Regions from separate parts of the Homo sapiens genome. Here region 2 is linked to region 1. Evidence: read pairs that join two places in POLR2A ChIA-PET (ENCODE). Cell type or tissue: A673. All regions are shown on one strand. Each heading gives the region's core, and the rest is flanking DNA. Links, peaks and the distances in the headings are about the cores only.

Region 1 (11,539 bases), core at 2,058-10,057:
ATATGAAAAATGGAAGAAAAACTCAGTCTAGTAGGGAAGACAGATTCCAAAGCTAGTAAAAAAATATAACAAACTGATATAAATGCTATGAAGAAACAAGATGCTGAGAGAATCACAGGAGGTTATCACCTACTAATGTCTTCACAAAAGACCTGAGGAATCGATATTTAAGTTAAAATTAGGAAGAACAGCTCTGCAAAGACTTAGAGCTTGATGGAATTACATTTTCAAATGTCTTGAGGTATGAAAGAGCTTGTCCTGTTTGAAGAACTGAAAACAAACAAACAAAAAAACCGGTGAGGCTGGTTCAAGGTGAGCAATTCAAATGGGGGTGGAAAGGCATATGTGGTGGATTACTTTTAGGCAAATATTCACTCCCTCTTTCCTACCCAATTTCATGAAATGAATATACTTGGCCACTTCACTGATGTTGGACCTGGCCATGTGACTTGTTTTGGTTTCATGGTGGCTGAGTACACTTTGCTAACCCTTTAGTTTGGGCTCAGCTATGTCTTTAGTTAAGGGGACTTAAGCAAATATAATAGAAGAAGAGGTTTAAAATGTGCTCACACAGTTGGGCTCACTCTATTGCTCTTGTGTTACTGTGGTGAAAGACCATATACTAGATTGTCCACTGGTAGCAGGACAATGAGGGATGTGTAGCAGACATGGATCCAACATGCAGCTTGGCATCAAGTCCAGCTAAGCCCCACTGAGATCAGCCCCTTCCAACTGATTTCCAGATTCTTAAATAAGATTAAATAATTATCACTTTAAGCCACTGAGTTTTGGGGTAGTTTGTCGGTCAGTATTACTATGGGAATAACTAAGAGAGACAGTATATAAAGATCATCTAAAAGAGCTTGTGAAAAAACAATTGAAGTGTTTTAAGTAGGGAGTGATAGAAAATGAATTATGTTTATTGAAGCTCACTCTGGCTGCTGGGAGAGGGCATTAGGAGAAAATAGTTGGAATAGTCTTTTTGGATAGAAAAGTGGCAAGGAGTAAAATGGAAGTGAATATATTTGAAATAAATCTTGGAGGCAGAACTAATAATACTCACTAATGAGTTACATACACAGAGAGAGGAAAGTGAAGAACTAAAGGGTGACTCCCAAATTTCCAGCCTAAACAACTGGGTGGAGAGTTAAGACACTTCGGGTTTTCTATGTTGCTATTTTTTTCTACAATAATGACTTAAATGGTTATGCAGTCAGTTGACATAGGGTAAGTTACTTAATCATTACTTTATGTTGAAGGTTTGCATTGAAAGTTGATTTGCATCCAGCTTTATCTTTTACCGTAACCTCAATAGTTAACCTCTAAGTACATTAAAGTTTTGTGTATTTTAGATTCTTTTTTAGGGGTGAGTGAGTGGATTCCTAGAAATGGAATAAGTGGGTCAAAGCATTTCAGTGATGTCTTTTTTTTTTCTCCAGAGTTCATTTCTCCTCTAGGCAGAAAGTAGAATGTGAAATGTGGAAGAAATACCTTCACAAAGAACAATGTATTTTGCTTTGGTGAAATGTCAAAGTCTCCTTAAGGTGGCTCCTAATAATAGCAACAGTCAACCTTTATATGATGCTTAATATGTGCCAGACACTATTCTAGGCACTTTATATATGCATTAACTAATGTAGTCTCACAACAGTTCTATAAAGTAGAGACGAATACTATTCCCATTTTACATACGAGAAAACTGAGGGAGAGAAGCTAAGTTGCTTCTAAGAACATGAACAGCTTTATAGAATTCACTGTGTCTGTGGAACAGATGATGCTAAGACATTTGTTTCATGCATTTGTTCACCATAGGTACCTTATTTGGACCCGCAGAAAAAAAACATTACTTACTTTTGCACCAAATAATCCTTATGCTTACTGAAATGGCAGATTTGTATCTGATGAGTTTTGTACCAGATAATCATTGTGTTGCTCCTAAGCAAATGGCAGATTTTTATTGGTAAGATTTTATAACTGATTAAGTTCTACCTCCTAGAAAATCTGGAGCCAAATGTCTAACCCATTTGTGGCAAGTGTCTAAATCTTTATGCCATCATGTTTATCTTCATTCCTGCATCTCCATTATGCCTCCTCCTATCTCCTTTTCTCTTTTACATTTAATTTTAATTTATACAGTGGTGGATTTTATATATCCTTGAAAGCTTCCTGACCGTAAGAGATATAAATAAGTACAGGAGTCTCCCCCTTATTCACAAGAGATATGTTCCAAAACCCCCAGTGGACGCTTGACACCAAAGCCTATATATACTAAGTATACTACGTTTTTTTGATCTGATGGCCAGACAGCTACTAAGTGACTAACAGGTGGGTAGTGCCTGCAGCGTGAATACACTGAACAAAGGGAGGATTCAAGTCCTGGGCAGGATGGAGCTGGGCAGGATGGAGCTGGAAAGCACAGGATTTCATGACACTACCCAGAAGGGCACAAGATTTAAATCTTAGTAATTGTTTATTTCTGAGATTTTCCATTTCATATTTTTGGACTGTGGCCGACTGTAGGTAACTGAAACTGTGGAAAGTGAAACAACAGGTAAAGGAGGGACGACTGCAAACAGACTCAGGGAAGCCAAAAAAATAAAAGAATATCAATATAAAAACAACTCAGGCTGTGTATACAACTTCCCCAGGATTAATTTTATGGGTATATATTCATTGATTGTTTGTTTGCTCTTAACAACCTTCTCTACCACTTTCAATTTTTTAAGGTTGTGCATATTCTATGGATTTGATCAGGAAATGGTGCCTGAAAGAGCTCCCCAGCCCCACTCCTTTCCTACCTATCCCCAGGGAGCCCTAGGACAACTACTAAATAATAAAAATAATAATCCTTAAAATACTAATATAGTTTTTAGACAATAATGGCACTTATTAAGTGCTTACCACTATTCTGAGTATTAGAGCTTAGGCACTATTCTTAGTACTTTATAAAAAATTACTTTATTTAATTCTTACAAAACAACACTATGAGGGTGCTACTCTCATTATGCACAGGTTACAGATGAAGAAACAGGTTTCAGGGAGTTAAGCGACTTCTCCAATGATGCAGAGCTAGTAAGTGGCAGACCTGAATTTTGAACTAGGTTTGTTGAGCGCACAAATCTTTATTGTTAACCACACAATAGTTTCTCATATTCCTGGAATAATGAGATCCCAACTTTATCTAAAATTATTTCTGATTTTTCTTCTTACCTTTGCCTGTCCTGATGTAACTGTTACCTGAACTAATCAGTTAGTCATATAATTAGAAGAAATAAATGAGCATTTACTGAATTTCTCCTTTAGACTAGGTGTGGAACTAGGCACTTTCAACATTATTCATTTAAACCTGACAACAATTTCATGAAGTTGGTATTATTGTTCATATTTTAAACTTGAACATGTTGGGACTCAAAAAGTTTATGGTACTAATACAAGGTCACAAAACTAGTAATGGGCAAATCCAGGGTTGAATCTGAGTTCCTCCAAGTTCATGTTCTGTTTTCTTTCCATTTGTTTCACTAGCAGAGTATAAGCATGACCTTGGGAAAATTACAACTTTAATGCACCTCAACCTTAATATCAGTAAAATGGAATAACAAGGCTTCCCTTAAATTTCCTTGACTGAGTGCTAGAGATGAGCACATATAATTATCAGATAGGGATATGCTTTGGAATTTACTGCCCACTGCCCTTTCTGGGTTACTCTTCACAAAGGATTTTTGGTGTCCTAGAAGGCAACTTACCTCTGGGGATGTGGTCACATCTATAAGCTGACTTTGAGTTATTCTGATAAGGGGAAGCCACTGGGAGCATGATGGAGCCACACGCAGCAGGGCCCGTGCAGTGAAGCACAAGGATGGGCTGCCTCAGTGTGGGCCAACACCCACAATGACAGTGTTTGCAGGGGCAGCGTCGTTGCCACTGCATCCTTCATTGCCATCCCTTACCCCTATTGCATTTGCAAATAAACAAAACACAGATAAATGTTCTTGGCTCTGTGTCTAAGCCCAACTGGCCTGTAGGATGTTTAATTCTGGCTAAAACAACCCATTCTAGCCCCTGTGCTTATTAAATGGCTATAAGAACGTGCCTGGCAGAACTTCTACTAGTGAAAGGGGAAATGACCAAGGCCTCCAGCTATTGCCCTCTGAAACCTGGCACCAGGTGTTCCCAGAGGTCACACTTCCCATAGGTAACTGCCAGCCAATGCCTGAGCAGGTAAAAATACTAAGACAGGTCCATGCCTAGGAGATATGGATTCTGCTAACAGCCAACCTTGGCTCCAGGACTCCCCGATGGCCTTGCGGAACTTTCATTAGACTGCACGCCTATCTAGGACTTTTCCCCTCTCCTTCCCTGAAGCCAGTCTTGGATTAAGGTCTGACATTTCTCCCAGCACCCGCCTCTAACTCCACATTTTTGCTCACAGGCATTCCACTAACTGAATGCTCATACATTTAATGTCATATTGGTGTCTGCTTCGTGAAGACCCTGGGCAAATGTAGCTTATGATGTCTCCTTCTGCTTAGCTTTCTTTTAATTCCACCCTTCAGACCTTCCCCATGGTGCAATAATTGATTCCCCCAAGTCCCTACCCCCAGTTGGAAGCTTTTCCTGTTACCTCTTATCTTCACCACTTTGAGGATATATAAGTCATTTTACCTTAAATTATGGTTATCTGTGTAGATATTTTATCTCTTCTACCAGATGTTGAGCCCCTTGAACCTAATGGCATCAAAACTTATTGATATATTATATCACACTATCCCAGGCATTGTCCTATGGTTTTACATATGTTACACATATATTTAATTCTTGTAAACACTCTGTGAGGTATGCATTATCAAATCTATTTTACAGAGAAGAAAATTAAAGCCCAGAGAAATTAAATGACTTGCCCAATGCTGCACAACTAGTTAGTGTTAAAACTTATTTTGAATTTAGGCTTTTAGACTAAATCCTGTGCTCAAATTATTATTCAACCCCTGTCAAAATTCCTTGCTAACATAATAAGTGCTAGGTAGCTCATCCTATTTCTTATCTTAACTCCTTGGAAGCAGAAGGCTAAATTTTATGCCTGGTTGGAGCAGATGTCCTTGACTTGGGATTCAGTTACAGTTATCATTTCCCAGTTCCAAATTTATTATATAATTCTTGATAATTCTTGTTTTTTTTAAAAAAAATTCTTTATTGCTGTAGTTCTAATGTACATGAGTCTTTTTCTTGGGGGAGTAAGCAGATATAAAAAGCAAGGAAGAACCTCTGGACCTGTACGCTTTGAGTTCAGATGCGTATGAACACACAGATACATTTCTCTGTCAAAGTCAAAGCAGGCTATGAAAAATAATCTCAGGGAAAGCAGAGGCCAGGTGGTGCTTTTCTCTGTTAAAACAAAAAGAAATGAATTTTTACAAATTCACATAGCAATTTGGTTATGGAAATTAAAATGGAATTCGGTACTCTCAGTTCCCAGAGCAAAGACCATGTTGCCTTCACAGTACAATGAAAGAGCATAATGTCTACTATGACTATACCAACATGTATATTCATGTGTCTTGAGACAAGGTATTGTAAATGGAAACCAGGTCTATGAAGCCCCTTACTTGACTTAATGGCACTTATCTGCTCTTGAATTCTTTATTACAATGTTCTGTTTGTAGTGTAAATTGTGTTATTAAGTATTGATGAAAATTCCTAAAACTACCCCTCTATCCAAAAGTTGGATGCAATATTTGCATGAGTTATGAAAACTGTTGTATATAATGAGTCAGAACGCTGCCTTATGAGTTCTATGGTAAAAAAAAAAAAAAAAAAAATTACAGTCCAGCTCCATGAATGTAATTATTCAGTCACCTAGTCTGATTTATCATCTTCATGAGAAACTAAGCCATGAAATATCCTCTGCTAGAAATCAGCCTTCGTTCATTTTGCAAATACACTTGAGAGAAGCAGGAGGAGTGAGAAAAAACAACAAATGATCTGCCAGGACTAGAGGAAACATATTTCTTTTTCTTACAAAAAAAAAAAAAAAAAAAAAAAAAAAAAAACTTTAGTAATCAAATGTTAATTCTGAAATAGATAAATGGGAAAATAACTACACACTCCTCTATATGGTTTTGGCAGTGTGAGCCTTACTCCGGGCTAGAGATGTTTGCTTTCATGCCTCTTATTCAAGAGCAAAAAATAAGGGTGGGGGACACAGAAGGAGGAGCTTCTGGGCATGAGGCGTGTAGGCGTTTGGAGCTCTCCACTCAGACATCCTCATATGCCACAGTTGGTAGCTGATTAGTCCTTTGCAGGCTGCAGGGCCTCTGCTGGCCCCTGCTCACTGCTCATTGCACAGATTAGTGAAAATGAGTCACAGCATGTGCAAGCATGCAGGGCTGATGAAATCCACAGAGGTCAGCTTGCCGAGAAATCCTTTCAAAGGCAAACAGGAACTTCTGACAGATGGAAGAGTGGGAAGCAGATAAAGATGTTTCAGGGAAAAGAGAAAGGTGAAGTGGGGAAAGAACCAAGCTTCTGAGCTCAAAACAACATGAGACTGCCTAGTGAATAGGCGCTAGAAATGCAGCAAATATTTTGAATTTGCCCTTTTTTTCCAAATCTGTTTTAAAGTAGCTCTTATGCACTACTAAACATGCATACAATGTTTGGGCTTTTCTATTCCTTTAATACAACTGTTGTCACTGGGTTGGGAGGACCTCGTGTGAAAGCTGGCAGTTGCCTATTCTGATTTGTGGGAAAACTTAAACCCTGCTACTTTGGTCTTTGTGAAGGTCCCTGGAATTCTTAACATTTAAAAAGTATTTAAAGGCCCAGCCAAAAATTAAACTGGGTATAAGCAATAACGGAGCCCATTGTAAATGAGATCGTGGAAAAACACTCTATGTGTGTGAATCTGTATATATGTGCATGTGCTTTGTGGAAGCAGGAGCTTGAATTTGGGTCATGAGATATACAGAGATGCTTTTGAGAACAATGAACAATTGTTATGAGAAATTGAATGTGTGCTAAAATTTCTCAGCATGCTAGAGACCTGCATCTGGAATCAGACATAGCAGAGTCTGAGTGCCAGTCTTATTCCTTGATATGTCAATCTGGGCCACTAGCTGACCTCTCTAGCTTCAATCTGGGCATTAGCTAACCTCAAAGCTTCAATTTTTATTATCTTACAAAATGGGGTGATTTTAATATTTAACTCAGGGTCCTTATGCCTTATGAGTTAAAACTGGTAAAGCATATAGCTCATTGCCTGACCCATAGAAAACAATCAATAAATTATTATTACTACTACTACTACTGTGTTGTACCAGGCCCCTGGCAGTGCCACATGTGGAAATACCAGAAGCCTGATCTCAAAGTGAAAGAGTATGACCCCTTGAGGAAGGCCAGCACTGGCCGGTTTCAAAATCAACTATGAGCCAGGGCATAGGAGTTAGAGACCAATCATAGTGCTTGTGCCCATCTTCCCTCGTCATGGGAGGCACTATCGTCTCACATCCTCCTGTACTTTCCATATGTGCCATCTGAGTTAATGAATTATCAAGATGAATCAGAAGCTCTGCTAGAAACCTTTGCCCACAACTCTTCCCAGACGAGCTGAGGCATGAAGAAACCAGGATCATACCTCCTCGACCATAGGGAATCACAATCTACTATGTCCTTGGAAATAGAGGATCAGCTTAGAACCACTTAGTTGCATCAAAGCTGTAAGTGCCAGATGGCTGAGATATTGTCCTCATCAGGACAGGCACAAAGGGAAGTTCCCTGGATCATTTTGAGGGACAAAAATTAGGACCAGGTGGTGGCTCATGCCTGTAATCCCAGCACTTTGGGAGGCCAAGGGGGGCGGATTACCTGAGATTAGGGGTTTGAGACCAGCCTGGCCAACATGGTGAAACCTGTCTCTATTAAAATACAAAAATTAGCCTGGTGTGGTGGCAAACACCTGTAATCTCAGCTACTCAGGAGGCTGAGACAGGAGAGTCGCTTGAGCCCGGGAGCCGGAGGTTACAGTGAGCCAAGATCATGCCACTGCACTTCAGCCTGGGCAACAGAACAAGACTCCGTCACTTGTCTTCACCAAATGGTACTACAGGACTAACAAGCAAGAGTTAAGTACAAGCAGAGGGTTGTCCCTCTGATCCCATGCTTTTCTCTTGTTTCAACTAGTAGGCTTCACATTCTGTGAGGACAGAAACCTTGTCTTAGCCATGTCTATATTCTACCTATATTGAGCAGCATTTGTGTGATCTTATACAGTTCTATATATGTTTGCGGACTTGGTTTTTACTTTTAAAGAAATCTCTTTTTGTATAAACACAGCTTTGTGGTCCCTTTTTTTTTCTTTTTGAGACGGAGTCTCGCTCTGTCACCCAGGCTGGAGTGCAGTGGTGCAGTCTCAGCTCACTGCAACCTCCACCTCCTGAGTTCACGTCATTCTGCTGCCTCAGCAGCAGTAGCTGGGACTACAGGCCCCCGCCACCATGCCTGGCTAATTTTTTTTGTATTTTTAGTAGAGACAGGGTTTCACCATGTTAGCCAGGATGGTCTTGATCTCCTGACCTCGTGATCTGCCCGCCTCAGCCTCCCAAAGTGCTGGGATTACAGGTGTGAGCCACCGCACCCAGTAGTGATCCCCTTCTTAAAAGGCTTGACTCATCATGTAATTGTTTATTTGCAAGATAGATAGTTTATATATAATAATACTATTACTGTATTTCTTTTGCCATGTTAATATGGCGACACTTTACAAAAAGCAAGAAATAGTGATTCTTTACCTCTTTGTATCTTTATTTATTTCATCAAATGGTTCCTTGCCAAGAAGAAAAGCAAAATGCAAAATAACCTCAGAACATTTACAGGGTCTTATCCACCTGTGCCCTCCCTAAACCCAATACAGACTCTGACTCAGACTAAATATTCAACATATCTTCACTGAATGAAGAGCAGAGAGGGGCCAAGTAGGACAAAGACCATTTCTAACTATGCACAAGAGGAGTTAGCCCATATGTTCCCAATGACTCCTTAGTCACCCCTCAGAAGGTTTGTTCATGGTGGCTACAAGTTCAATATAAAATGTTACAGTTTAAAACTCATATTTCCTATAACTTTATATTAATATCACGTTACCTTGAATTTACATACAGTTGTATGTTTTCTTCTTTTAGAGTTGGGTCACAACTGTTATTTTACTCATCTTTCCTCTGCTAAAAAATATTTTCATTGATAATAAACTCCAGGATGCCCCTTTGATAGACCATCTTGAAATTTTAAAGAAAGCCCTCAAGTCACTCCTGTTACAGAAGGACCCTCTTCCCATTGATCTTTATTGGAATATCCCCAGGGCCACAGGTGTAGCTAGTGTGTTCCTGGGTCTGCAGCATGAATGAGGTTGGTTTCAGGAACTATGCTATAGGCGTCACTCCAGAGACTGATGTGGGTAAGAAAGATCCCATAGATTGAGGTCATTCGTGGTAACTGTGCAATGGTTATCTGTGATGAGCTCTTGTTCAAAAATAAAAATAGCACCTGTTGGCTGTTTCCAGTAATGAGCCAAAGCCACGAATATGATGCCTCTAATTGGATTGTTCAAATTTCTGGTTGAACCTGTGAATTTGCTTTGAAATGGTTTATTCTGGAGATTGTAAATCTACCACAATCCATTGTAATTTTTGCCATGTAGACATAGTCCAAGTTTTCTGCTGCAGTAATGTTGAACCAGATGTTCAAAGTGTAAAATCTACCAAAGAATTCTGGCCTTCAGCCCTTCAGGCTGGTAGCTTCAGCCTGGCTTAATTCACATTTTTGCATTTCTCTTATGTTTCTGGCCACAAAGATGTTTTTCTTGTTTTTTAATTGCAGCTGTTTTAATTTTCTCTTTTTAGCATTTTATTTATCATCACTAGAGACTGGAGTCATGGGTGAAGTATGATCACCTCCAACTATTTTGACTGGAAGCTCTAGAGTTGCTTTCAACTGACTTTTAAGTCTAGGGTCATCTTTGAGCCTGCCTTCATCATTTTATTACAATAGTTATTTCAATAGATATCTTTATATCAACTGATCTTTACTTAACTGACTTATTATATCACTGAAATCTGAAATACATGTAATGAGACATTCCACATGTTAAGTTCTCTCCTTCAGCAGATTCTCATTAGTAAGCCTGTATACTTCCATGCCCATAAAATGAGTTGTCTACGTTCTAGCAGTCGCTTGTGTATGTTCCTAAATCTGCTTATGTGGCTATTTTATTTACAGCATTTATAAAATTGGATTAAAATAAACTAACGAATTAAATATGAATATGAAAATAAACAGCTGTTTTCATGGAAATTGCATTGATGTGGATTCTTCTGAAGGCATGTCCCTAAAGAACCTGCCAACAAATTCTGTAAAGGTAATGTAACTGCAAACGTTTTGGGGGAAAAATAAAAGCCAGAGTAGAAGATTGTGTCCACATTGCTTAGCAAGTGCCTTAGAGTTCTGATTCTGCTTCCAAGGGACTGAACCTGGAAACTGAGGATAATACATGTGGGTGTGGTTAATGCAAAAGAGTCATTAGAAAGAAGAGAGACTCGAACTCAAAGAAAACATTCTGGCATTATGTTGAAAATTTGTCATCGGGTGTATGTTTATAGGTTTGAAGTTAAAAGAAAATGCTTAAGGGATATGTGCTTTATATTTTGTAATTCCTTTTTTCAGCTCTAGTTTTAATTACCCAATCAAACTATGGCAGATGTAAGAGCTTCTTCTATATTTCTAAATGTGAAACTTACCCAGGCTACAGAATAAAATCTTGGCCGGGCATGGTGGCTCACGCCTGTAATCCCAGCACTTTGGGAGGCCGAGGCAGGCGATTACCTGAGGTCCGGAGTTCAAGACCAGCCTGACCAACATGGAGAAACCCCGTCTCTACTAAAAGTACAAAATTAGCCAGGCGTGGTGGGGCATGCCTGTAGTCCCAGCTACTTGGGAGGCAGAGGCAGAAGAATTGTTTGAATCCAGGAAGTGGAGGTTGCTGTGAGCCGAGATTGCGCCATTGCACTCCAGCCTGGGCAACGAGAGCAAAACTCCATCTCAAAACAAAATTAAATGAAATTAAAATTAAAAAAATAAAATCTTATTTTCTGCTCAGCACTTTACATTTCATGTCTCATGTGAAGACTATTTCTCTCATTAAAAATTCCTCTCCAATGTTCGTTTTTCAAAATCCTATTTAAAGTTCACCTCTTCCAGGAAGACTTCTCTGATTAATCTCATCTGTATTTTTGTTGCCTCTGCCTTATATCCCTTTAGCATACATGGGCTCAATTTGCCTCATCTCAGTTGCTTATTCTTTTTATGTTCTTCCAAGTATTATATGCTTTTCTTATCTGTGAGGTTGGTTGGTCTCCCTAAATAGACTACACATTTTTCTAAGGCAAATACTGCTTCTTCTCTACTTTGAAATTTCCCTTAGTGTTTTGATAGTACCCTTTATAAAGTGAGGTTACTCGATGTATCTTTACTGACCTATTATTTTAGAGATTTA
Region 2 (11,539 bases), core at 1,586-9,585, 55 kb after region 1:
GGTGCTCCACTTGGCATTTATAGGGAGAGTTGGGCAGTCCCTCCTCTCACTGTAAACTGACTTTACAGTGGCTTTTATTCAGTTCACTACACTGGCTGCTTCCTTGGGAACAAACTCTTTTGTATCTGGATCATATATATCCATCTGTGATTGTTCACAGATGTGGATTCTGCATCAACCCAAACATGTTCTTCTCTGCAGCATTTAAAACCAAAGACATTGCTCTTAAATTAGTTACTCTCACAGTCTATTTTAAAACAGGTTCCTCAGGGAGTTTATGATACCCATCCACAAAACGAGATAATTCCTTTACACTATACCCTCTAGTTTCAATAGTTTCTTGGTTTTGCCCTTCCCCCATACTGACTAACTTCTTGGTGACCAAAAAAAAGGTCTTTGAGGTACTTTCTGTTGCCTTGACATAATTTTCGCCTTTGTGGGTAGATTTCAGGCTAGAGGCCTGAGCTCAGAGAGACACACATCTGACCTTAGTACAGCCTCAAGGCCTGACTCGGAAGTCTCTTTTACTTTCATTTTACCTATTACAGATAGCAATAACCAAGGGATAGTGTATTTAGCATGGTTCTTATTATTTTGAATTCTCTTGCATATCCAATAAGGCAATTCCTTAAGAATTGAGACTACCATCATCCCTTAATTCCACTGGTAACTTTTACCTTTAGTAATGGAATGGAGTGTAACTACAGTTTTGTACCATGGGTGACCAGGTAGCCACCCAGCAATTAAATTCCTCATCCTCCATTCTTTCATCCTTTTTCTTTCCAAACCACATGTTTCTGTGGGCCAGGGCCCTTCTAGCAAATCCCACTTTTGACACCAATTGTGTAGGAAAAACTCAAACCATGTTTCTCCTGTGTTCTCACAACAAAATAACAGTAATCAACACAGAAGACTTCTGTGACCAAATGTGTGGAGGATTTTCCCAAATACTAAGCAGTAGACAATAGCCAGGTGTCCTTGAATTCAATCTGACACTATCTACCTGGAGACAGTGTCAGATCCCATGGGTTGAGGGCTCAGTCCTTAAGACTGTTCTCCCTCCTCCCAGACACTAGTCATAAGTCTGGGCCCCAGAAATTCTGACTGACAGGCTTTAAATGGGGGTTCCCATAAACCCCACTTTGGGTTTGATTAATTTGCTGGAGTGGCTCACAGAACTCAGGGAAACACATTTAGTGGTTTAATATAAAGGATTTTACAAAGGATACAGATGAAGAGATGTGTAGGGCAATCTATGTGGGAAGGGGCGTGGAGTTTCCATGCCCTCCCTGGGTGCACCACCCTCCAGGAACCTCCACATGTTCAGCTATCTGGAAGCTCTGCAAATCCAGTACTCTCGTCATTTTATGGAGAATTTATTACACAGGCAAATTGACAACCACGTAGAAATGTGATAAAATAAAAAGTGCATGATTTAACCCAACAAGACCTAACTGTTCAGATCTTTCTTGGCCTCTCTGGTTAGCATTCCTTCCTCTAGAGTATGCAGCAGAAATATCTCTGGAATGAGGGTTTTTTGACCCACAATCAGATTAGATTGCCTTCGGCAGGTGAAAGGAGGACAGGAAAAGGTCAGAGAGAGATTATGTTTCCCGCATACCACAACATTATAACAAGGACTACGGGAGTTGTAAGCCAGGAACTGTGGATGAAAATCAATATACCTATCATAACACCTCAGCACACATGGATATGTTTACTTATTTATTGTTTGCCTTCCCCCAGTTAAAATGTAATGTCCATGATATTAAGGGTTTTGTCTGTTTTGTTTCCTGATGGTCTCCAGCAACTAGAATAGTGCCTGGCAAGAGGAGGTACTAAATCAATCTTTGCTGACTGACTGAGTGAATGATGTATGCCATCAAATTCACTTCCCAATATCCCATTACATGTTGATACCTGCCATCAAATTCTAGGTGGTACTTCTGGGTCTGGGACTAATGACATTATTGTCATCTAGATACTCAAATAAGCCCTTACAAAATGGACAGTGGGGTGTTTTGTATGGCCTTTTGATCTGAACTACACAGCTATGTTCACTAAAGGGGAACTATGTTAGCATGCCTCAACTTACATCATTTATGGTCCATACAATTTTTCTTCAAGTTTTTAACCCATTTTTCTTTAGGTTTTGATCAATTATTCTATTTTACATTATGATATACACTTCACAACAATGTGCACTATTACAAACAACAAATATTCACTCATTAAATTGTAATCTGTTAATCATGACTTATCTAGCCAGAATAAGCACTGTAGATTTGAACAGAGGTCATTTTAAATCGTGAAATTTAAGAGTCATAAAGAATAATCAAAGGTGGCCAAACTCACTCTTTCACCTCGCTCACAAATTCCTCCCAGTAAAAACAATACACAACGATGAAAGTGACAGCTTCCATGTAACAAGTTCTTATCTTACTATTATCTAATTATCTTAGGTTACAATAAGTTCTTGTTTGATTCTGTTGAGCTGTGACTTTCTCTGTTTTTTGTCTTTCCAGCTCCATAGATGGGCACTAGTTGTTGGGGGTGGTAACACTAGATAAATGACTGTCTACTTGCGCCTGTGGCTGAATGGTGCCTATGTTTAGGGCACTATATTGTGCACATATGCAGATCTGTTCTGTGATTCAGGACCCTCCCATTTAGGGTCTTAATCTGCCATCACAATCCTTTATTCAAAAAGCATGATTATCTTGTGAACAGCCCTAAAGGCTAATCTGGCAGATAAGGCTCTTAAGATCACGGCCAGGCATGCCTCTCTCACCCATATCACTCCTTAAGAAAAAATGATCCCACAGCCACAGCTAGATTCCAGAGTGAAGTGTTGTTTTTGATTTAAAGCTTAAGTGGACTTAGAAAATCATCTTGAGTTACATCCCAAAGTGGGGAAACACAGCTTGCATGGTAAAAGAAAAACTGTCATCTCCCCCGTTTTGTGCCACCTAGGGACATGTTCCCAAGTTCCTTCTGGTTATGTATAACCAGAGCAACAACACCAACAGACAATTAGGTGAAAACCTTGAACTTAAAGATAAGCTGTCAGGGACAGGAACCCTTTCTTTCACGGACTCACTGTTCAGACTCAACATTTCAGCAGCCTGCCTTGGCCGACATGTGCAAGGCTAGAGTGGAAACCTGAGTATTTCTTCAATTGTGCAAGCATTTTCTGATCTCCACTCAAGGTCACATAAATATGCACAAACCAATTCAAGCTCAGTTATTATGTAAACAAGCGGGCAGTGTTTGTTGGCACTGCCGCATGCTGTAGTGCTATTAGTTAAGGAAAAGTAGAATTACCAAAGATGTCTTGTTAGGTGCATTAATGCCATTTACGCTCATTCTTCAGATAAGTAAACTAATTAGAAACAGACTCAGCACTTCTCATTCCAAACCCTAACACATTGGAAGAATAATAATAAAGAGACAAAGAGAGGTGAGTTTTGTGCCAAACTTGTACATGGTTTTAGGAAACAGGCAGGACTGTTTTACTGAGCTCTTCATTCCAAGACCATGTAAATGACTCAGCCATCACTCCATTAGGTTTCTGCTGATGCAATACGAGAACTGTAAACACACTAAGTAACTACAAACATAGGTTATTGGCTGTTTGCATGTTTTTCTATGCTGTCTCTTCTCATAATGGCAAGGGACAGAAATGTTTACCACAGATCTATTTTTGGCTTCTGTTTATATTTACCCCTCAGTCTTTTTATTTGCAAACTGTATTTGCATTAAAGAAATTTTTGACAATGTAGAAAAGTATAAAGAGGATAATAAAAACCACTTGTAATTACACCATCCAAAGATACTGTTATTTTGTTTTGTTGCATTTCTTTAAATAATTCTGTCTCCACACCCACATGTTTATGCATATGTCTATGCTTTGTTTGAAAAAATGATATAACACTGTATATATTTTATAGGCACATAACACTATACATGTTTTTCCCAAGATATACTGTTAACATTTCCCTATATAATTAAGACTAAAAATATATTTATTGCATCCCATTCTATCATATGAATATACAATATTTACTTAAGTAAGCTGTTCATAATTTATTAGTTTCTGATTTTTCACTATTCTAAATAATGCTGAATCTACTTCCATATATATCTTTGCATATATATCTATTATTTCCTTAAAGCCTGCCCTTTTGAGGCACACACACACAAATATATGATCGTTGATCAGGGCAATGTTCATAGGTGTTAACTCAAGAAAATTTAACCAAATAATATGGGCTGCCCAAGGTTTGGACTATTGAGGTAACATTTATCCAGATTTTCCTATGGTGACCCTTTTTCACTGTGGCCTGAGATGTGGTAGAGTATACTGTGAAATTAAATGCAAGTAGAATTTGCCAGTGAGATTCGTGACAGAATCAGAAATTAAACTCATGTCCTGTACTACTGTGACCTTGATGCTTTTGTCACAGCTAAAGACTGAAATAGGGCAACACAAACAAGACTGTGTCAAATGGAGGAGGAGACTCACTTCCAGCATAGTGTCTCATCCTTTCATATCCATAAGCAGGTATGCATTCTTGATGAACATTACCTCTGTAGGTGTCCATACCTCATGTCCTATAAGCAGCGACTCTCACACTCTTGTCTACCTGGAACTTTACAACATACTCATCAAAGCCCACTTGAAAGTCATTTCCTCAGAGAAGCCGTCCCTGATCTTTCCAAAAAATCATGGCTACCTCTGAGATCCCACAACATTCTTTCTTGAGAATTCATTGCTTGCGTGTGGAGTTCACTCTCAAACAATACTTCTGGAAAACAGGGACTATGTCTTACTTACCTTTGTGAGTCCACGGATTCTGATATATAGTAGGGACTCAATAAATGTTGGCTGAATTAATGAGTGGTGATTGGGATATTAACACCATGAACTATGGCTCCCTCACCTCTGCACGCCCTGACAAGCTCCTCAGCCAAGTTTAGAACATGGAAAATATGGAAGCAGAGATGCCCTTTTAGTGCCTGCCTCCTCAGCCATGATAGCCTCTCCCATCCATCAGTGACTCATCACTATCACCACTGTTCACCAACTCCATAGAAGGTCTGACCTATTTAATGATCCCTTCTAGGAGATAGTGCATGTCTGTGAATGCCTTACCCAAGGCAGAAAGAAAACAGAGGGCTTGGTTACCTATGGGTCACCTCCATCATGTCTACACACTTAGAAATACATACATACAGAGATGACACCCATTTCTGTATTCACATGCAAACATATACATGCTCAGTCCTAGGCAAGACCAAGAGAGAAAAAAAGAAGAGCAAAATGGGAAAAGCAGAATATAAAATGAAAAGCCTAACAAGAGACTGTGCATGTTTTATGTGAGAGATGGATCCCCAGGTGGGAGAGAGAGGAGGTAAATATACGATCAGTAAAGGTGCCATTATAAATATAGATGCTCATTATAAATAGAGGCAGTACAGCATGAGCAGTTTAGCACGGTTTTAATCTGTCACCTTACCAAGTGTGCAGCCTGGAGGCAGGAAGCTGATCACAAAGGCGGTGTGCAGTTCTTAGATAGCATCTTTATCAGCCAGTTGAGGAGATGATGACTATGTTAATGAGGCAACAGTAGAAAGATATGACTATCAAGTTCTGTTTCTCAAACTTTAGTGTGCAGGAAAGATCTTGTTAAAAAACACAGATAGTTCCAACCCTAAATATATTTGGTAAGTCTGTGGTAGAGGCTAAGAAACAACATTTTTAGCATCCACCCAACTGGAATCTGAGGCAGGTCTGAAGACCATTCCTAAAAGAAACACTGCTGCAAAGGGAGGGAAAAGAGATACAGAGGCAGGGAAGGAAAACGCAAGAACTAAATTATCTAAAGGCAGCCAACAATGCATACTTTGTTATATTGCAATTATTAAAGTAAATCCCAATGATTTACTCTACTTAAGCTAAAATATTCTGACATTAGTATTACTTTGTTGGCTTGAGGTAATGAGGCCAGAACCTTATACGCCTGTTTAGTTTCTCATCTATTTCTATCTCTAAATATCTGTCTATTATAGTCAGTACATACAGGATCACCACAAGAACCATGCTGCCTTTGTTACAGGTTCATGCTATGAGCTGTGCAGCTTATTAGTGAACAGGTTAAGAAAATGAGAAGAAGGTGGTTTCTCCATTTGTTTAAACACTCCTTCCACAGAGCTTTCCCTGACCCCTCAGCTCTTTCTGCTGCACAAGCATCCTGCAGTTCCTTTCCTTGGTGTTTGTAGTACTTGAAATAAATTACTCTCACTCTGCCTTGCTCACCACTGGGCAAGCTCCATAAGTACAGAATATCATCTGTCTTGTTCAGCTGCGTATGGCCAGCACCAAGAACCATGTCAGGCACATTTTAAGTTCTCAAACATTTTTGCCCAAAGAATGAATAAGCTTTATCTTCATTGATTAAAATCTACACCAAGGTAATCTGGCTAAAACGAGACTCATAAAATAAGAAGCTTAAAGTTTATTATAGTGATGAATGAACTATGTCTTGATTGATGAAAGTCTACTCCAATGATATGACTCAATGGAGAATAATTAACTGAGAAGATACTGAAGATTAAAATGAAAAGAAAGATATAAGACTGTTTTCCCCAACAGTGGACTCCATCACCATCTCTCTTTGGTGGGCCATTTCTTTCCTTCCTCCTTTTCGTGAGTCACAGAAGCAAGCTGGTGAGAGCTTGCTTGGATGAAGAGGCTACTGGGCTCAGGGGTTCACTAGAGCTTATTGTGGTAGGAGACAGAAGTTGGCCAGCTGCATCAGGTGGACCACCTCTATGGGCAGGACCTGAGCTGGAAGCCTGGTCAGAGGAACTGCAGGCTGAGCTTTGGTCACCTACCTGAAAGAATACCAGGAAATGCTGTGATGAGGATCTAGAGCAAATGCTGCCCCTTCATCTACAGCAGTTGAGGTATTTGGAATTGCACCTTTATGCCTTCAAGCTCCATCAGGACCTTGATCTGTACTAAAGAAAGCTTTGTCTTTTCTGTAATGTCTAGTTAACTGCCCAACAGCATAATTATTTCTCCTGGGTGGGAAAATCAGGATTTTCAGGAACAGGTTCCAAGCTTAAGTGTTTTGAAAAAGCTTCCCTAAATATCCTAATAGATTCCCTTGGTAAAGAGTTTAGAATTCACGTCAACTTGGCATCAAAGAAGAGCCCACATACCCTTGCTAGCTACATGATTATCCTAAGAAATATTATGTTTCCTGCCTTCTTTACTTCATCTAAGGTATTTTGAATAGAAATTTAAAATTGGTTTTTGTCTTTGTGCCTGAATTACCAGATTTTAACAATTTGTTCTGCAGCTTTCTTTCCATCTGTGAGCCAAGATCAACACTCTGGAGGAGAATATATTTCAAAGCTAGCACATCTGGATTCAAATTTGTATTCTCTTATTCACTTGCAGTAGATCCATGAACAAAAATGTTAGCCTCATTTTCCGTATTTATAAAATGGAGATAATGATAACAAACATAATAGGTATAACGCTGAGATAGTTAAATGAAAAAAACTATTAATAGTACCTTGATCCTGGCATTTAGTAGGCATTCAATAAATATTACTTCCCCTGACCACCACCACCCTTTCTCTTGGAAAAGGTCTTAGCTTGCCTGCAAAGCACTCCTGAGTGTCTAAACATGGACAGTTTTGCAGTCCTTCCCCCATAGAGAGAAGCACCACTACCAACGGTATTTCCCAGTCCAACACAGCATGCCATGTTTTCCTTAATGAGGAAAGGAGTTCTCAGCTAAGTGAGATGTTCTTTGTTGTGGCTTGCATACCATCTAATATTTACCTTGTTTTTATATTTTCTACTTATAAGTCCCAAGTCAAAAGACAAAAAGCACTATCTGAAGAAGGCTTGTATGGTAAATACAAAGATAAGCTTCCTACTAACATACCTTTAAAATATTTGAACATAGAAATATAAAGTAATTTTACCACAACCTTCAATTCAAACATATAGGTGCCTGCTCACATTGAAATGTGACTAAGGGAACAGGTTGTCCCACAACTGTGGATTTTAATAAAAAAAGTTAGAAAATATGAGGGTATGGCAATTAATGAAATGAAAAGAACTACTATTTATATTATGCTTATCAATGCTTGGCACTAAGCCACTGACTGGTTTACATTTATTATCTGATTTAATTCTTATAATAAATCTATGAGTTAGAAGTGGTTATCAGCATTTTACAAGTGAAGAAACTTCAGAAAAAAAACAGGCTAAATAACTTAAACCAAGGTCACCTACCTAGTAAGCGAGAAGCCAGGATGCTGGCCCAGTTCCAGGGGATGCCAAGGCCTGAGCAGGGTATCCACACAGTAGTATCTGCCTTCCAAAGGCATCATTAATATAATCAATACCTGATCATCCAAGATGCACAGTCTCACCTGTCTCTGGGCTGACTTCTACTGTCCAGGAATGAATTGGCATAAAACTCTGGCTAATGAGGACAGTCTCCTAGAAATGGCACTTCCAGATGTCCACAGTATAGGTCCAGAATCTGAGCTATGTATTTAGAATTTTCCAGGGAGTCACCAGTGACCTACTAACTGTAGTCATGTGAGTAACCAGGCTTGTGTGGCTTTGGTGGGGAGGGGAGCAAACAGAATCTGGCATGGGAGAATTTCTTTCTCCGCTGACAAATGACAAATCCCACTTACTTCAACATACACATACTTCTAAGGAAGTCACTGACTTGCCTTCAACAAGCGGTGCTTAACAGCCAAGATGTTACAAACTTGATTTCCACATTCTGAGCTTTAGCTTGGCACTTTCAAAATTCCCCATCAGAGCTATTTTCAAGGTTCGCACGGCAACATTGCTTGTAAACAACTCAGCACTTACTAACAAAAATGTAAATGTAAACCAGGCTACAACCTAATAAGCAAATTTTGAGAATGGAGGAAGAGAAAGATGTGCTTCACATTTGACCTGTTTGCAATTCTGATCTTCACACACCAAGTGAATGCCTTAGAAAAGCAACACCTTTTGAACAAGAATGTGCATATCAAATGCTTTCAACAGGGCAAGCCAAATGGAATAAAATGATCTCTTTTTCTTTCTGGTTGAGGGTAGTGTGACTGCTGCACTTGTTAAAAGCACAGTCATTATTGCCATAAGTAAAATAAAATAGCATTTATTATAACATTTCTGTAACTCCTTACATTTGTTCTGATTTGAGATTTTAAGCATGATTGTGAAAGAATTGAGTTCCAGTTATTTTCATGGCCAGCAGCAAAGAAATTAGTGAAAATTGCATTAGAGAATCCGTCTCGGTAATGGTTTAACATGTAGTTTTTCCCCTCCAATGCAGTACAGCTTAGGGAGGTTTTCACTGGGAAGAGTGGACAGCAGCTTTGATTCGGACCCCTAATGTTCAAAGTAATTTAGTAGCAGGCACTTTTCTGAAATTTCCTACAAATCCAAATCCAATTAACTATGCAGGCTCTAATAACTAGTTACATGAGTTTTCTTCTGTTTGTTTTTGTTTTTTTCCTGGTACCTGGGCAACCGCTTGAGGTAACAAATTTATATCTCTTATGAGCATTTAAATTTTATTTTTTAACTCCAGAAGTTGCCCTGAAAATAACAATCAGAAAGGCAAATGAAATATCAATATGTAAATTGGTCTCTTCACTAATGACTTAGCAACTGGAGGTAAAGAGGATATGCAAGGAGGAAAACAGTATGGTAAATGGAGAGACTGAGCATTTAGACCCAACAACCACGGAAGAGAGCAGGGACAATAAGGAATGTATTGGTGGCCAAGGGAACAACATAAAGGAGATTTAAATGGGAAAGAGGGTTTAAGGTTGTTTTTACTTTTAGAGATGAGGCCTTGGAAGGTAATACACTTTAAAGGGCATTTCTGTCACAGTTCATTACAATATGTGAAAGGAAATAATACTGACAGAGCTTGGATCTAAAACGCTTCACCCTGCCGGGCGCGGTGGCTCACGCCTGTAATCCCACCACTTTGGGAGGCCAAGGCGGGCGATCACCTGAGGTCAGGAGTTTGAGACCAGCCTGGCCAACATGACCAAACCTCGTCTCTACTAAAAATACAAAATTAGCCGGGCCTGGTGGTGGGCGCCTGTAGTCCAGTTTACTCGGAAGGCTGAGGCAGGAGAATCACTTGAACCCGGGAGGTGGAGGTTGCAGTGAGCCGAGATGGCGCCACTGCACTCCAGCCTGGGCAACAAGAGCGAGACTCTGTCTTAAAAAACAAAAAACAAAAAACAAAAAAAAAACGCTTCACCCTGTGCTCTTATTTTGAAAGGGTCAAGCAATAGTTAAGGTCAATGGATAATTAAATATTGCCTACTCTATACAAAAACAACTGATTGAATAAGTTGGGGGAAGTGCCACAAGATACTTTCATCAAAGGATTGTCTGCAATAGCAAATATAAGAGCCAAAATCAAATACCAATATATACATGGTTTTAAATAAATTAATGAACCTCATTACAATGAGATAACAGCCTTTAAAAAATGAGGTTAAACTATATTTACTGGCATGTAAGGATGTTCACAATATAGTCCTAAGTGAAATAAGCAGAATACAGAACAGTGTATCTTACACTCATTATATCTATATATACCTAGATATATATAAACACATACACATGTATAATAGCGTACATTACTATATATATACACACGTATGTGCACACATTCATATGCATATATATAAAGTATATATGTAGATAGTATAAATAGCATATATTTAAATATAATAGTTTATATATATACATATATATGTACAGACACATATATATGTGTATATCTTTTTCTCATATACCAGTTGGCTTCCCTGTATTTGCGTAAGAGAATAAATAATCATTGTTAAATAAATTGTTGCTCCTACCGATCTTAGAACTTACCAATAACATTTTCCCTATGGAGTGCTGTTAATTATGAAGTGTTGAAGTCCGCAGTTTTTAAGATCTGATTCTAAGTCTTTTTTATTTAGTGTTTATATTTGAAACCGATATGCTTTTCTGACATGGCATCTTAAAAGATATATACCTCAAAATTAGGTAAATACAGGTCAAGCCATTTTTGCTGGAAGAATGAAAAATGAAGACACTGAACTACAATTTTTATATATTTGTAGGTCCATAGTTGTAAAAAAGAAATATATAGGTAAATAGGTATAACAAAATATTAATATGGTTATATCTGGATTGTGAAAATTTGTGTGAACTTGTGTTATATATTGATGTATTGACTGCATTTGTTTGGTCTTTAGATTTGTTTCTTTTGGTCCTCTAGTCTATGTACTCAACAAAAAGAAGAAAACCAAACTACAGTAAACCAAGCAAAACACCTGTAACATTAGATGTGAGCTTTCTTCTTAGGTGCCATGGTATCAAAAATATCTGGAAAACTCCAGTTTTATCATTGGATTTTTTTTTTTTTTTGCCACTTGTATATGTCAATTGTGTCCCAAACAAATTTACTGTCTT

The links. ChIA-PET counts read pairs that join two places held together with the same protein. Peaks named below come from ENCODE experiments on the same cell type or tissue, not always from the same donor. Only the 100,000 strongest peaks of a DNase experiment are listed, where the experiment ranks them.
Region 2: POLR2A ChIA-PET joins it to region 1 with 14 read pairs; 3 of 35 experiments call an interaction of 5 or more read pairs at or near these places.

Annotation. Positions count from the first base shown.
Region 1 is chr15:47,379,323-47,390,861 of GRCh38, reverse strand. It overlaps a transcript of SEMA6D not described here. Among named protein-coding and RNA genes, the nearest start is that of SEMA6D, 330 kb to the left of the region's middle. In A673, for the core only: no CTCF peak of the experiment used is centred there; a DNase peak (open chromatin) is centred at 6,301; H3K27ac peaks cover 793 bases.
Region 2 is chr15:47,323,941-47,335,479 of GRCh38, reverse strand. It overlaps a transcript of SEMA6D not described here. Among named protein-coding and RNA genes, the nearest start is that of SEMA6D, 390 kb to the left of the region's middle. In A673, for the core only: no CTCF peak of the experiment used is centred there; no DNase peak of the experiment used is centred there; H3K27ac peaks cover 609 bases.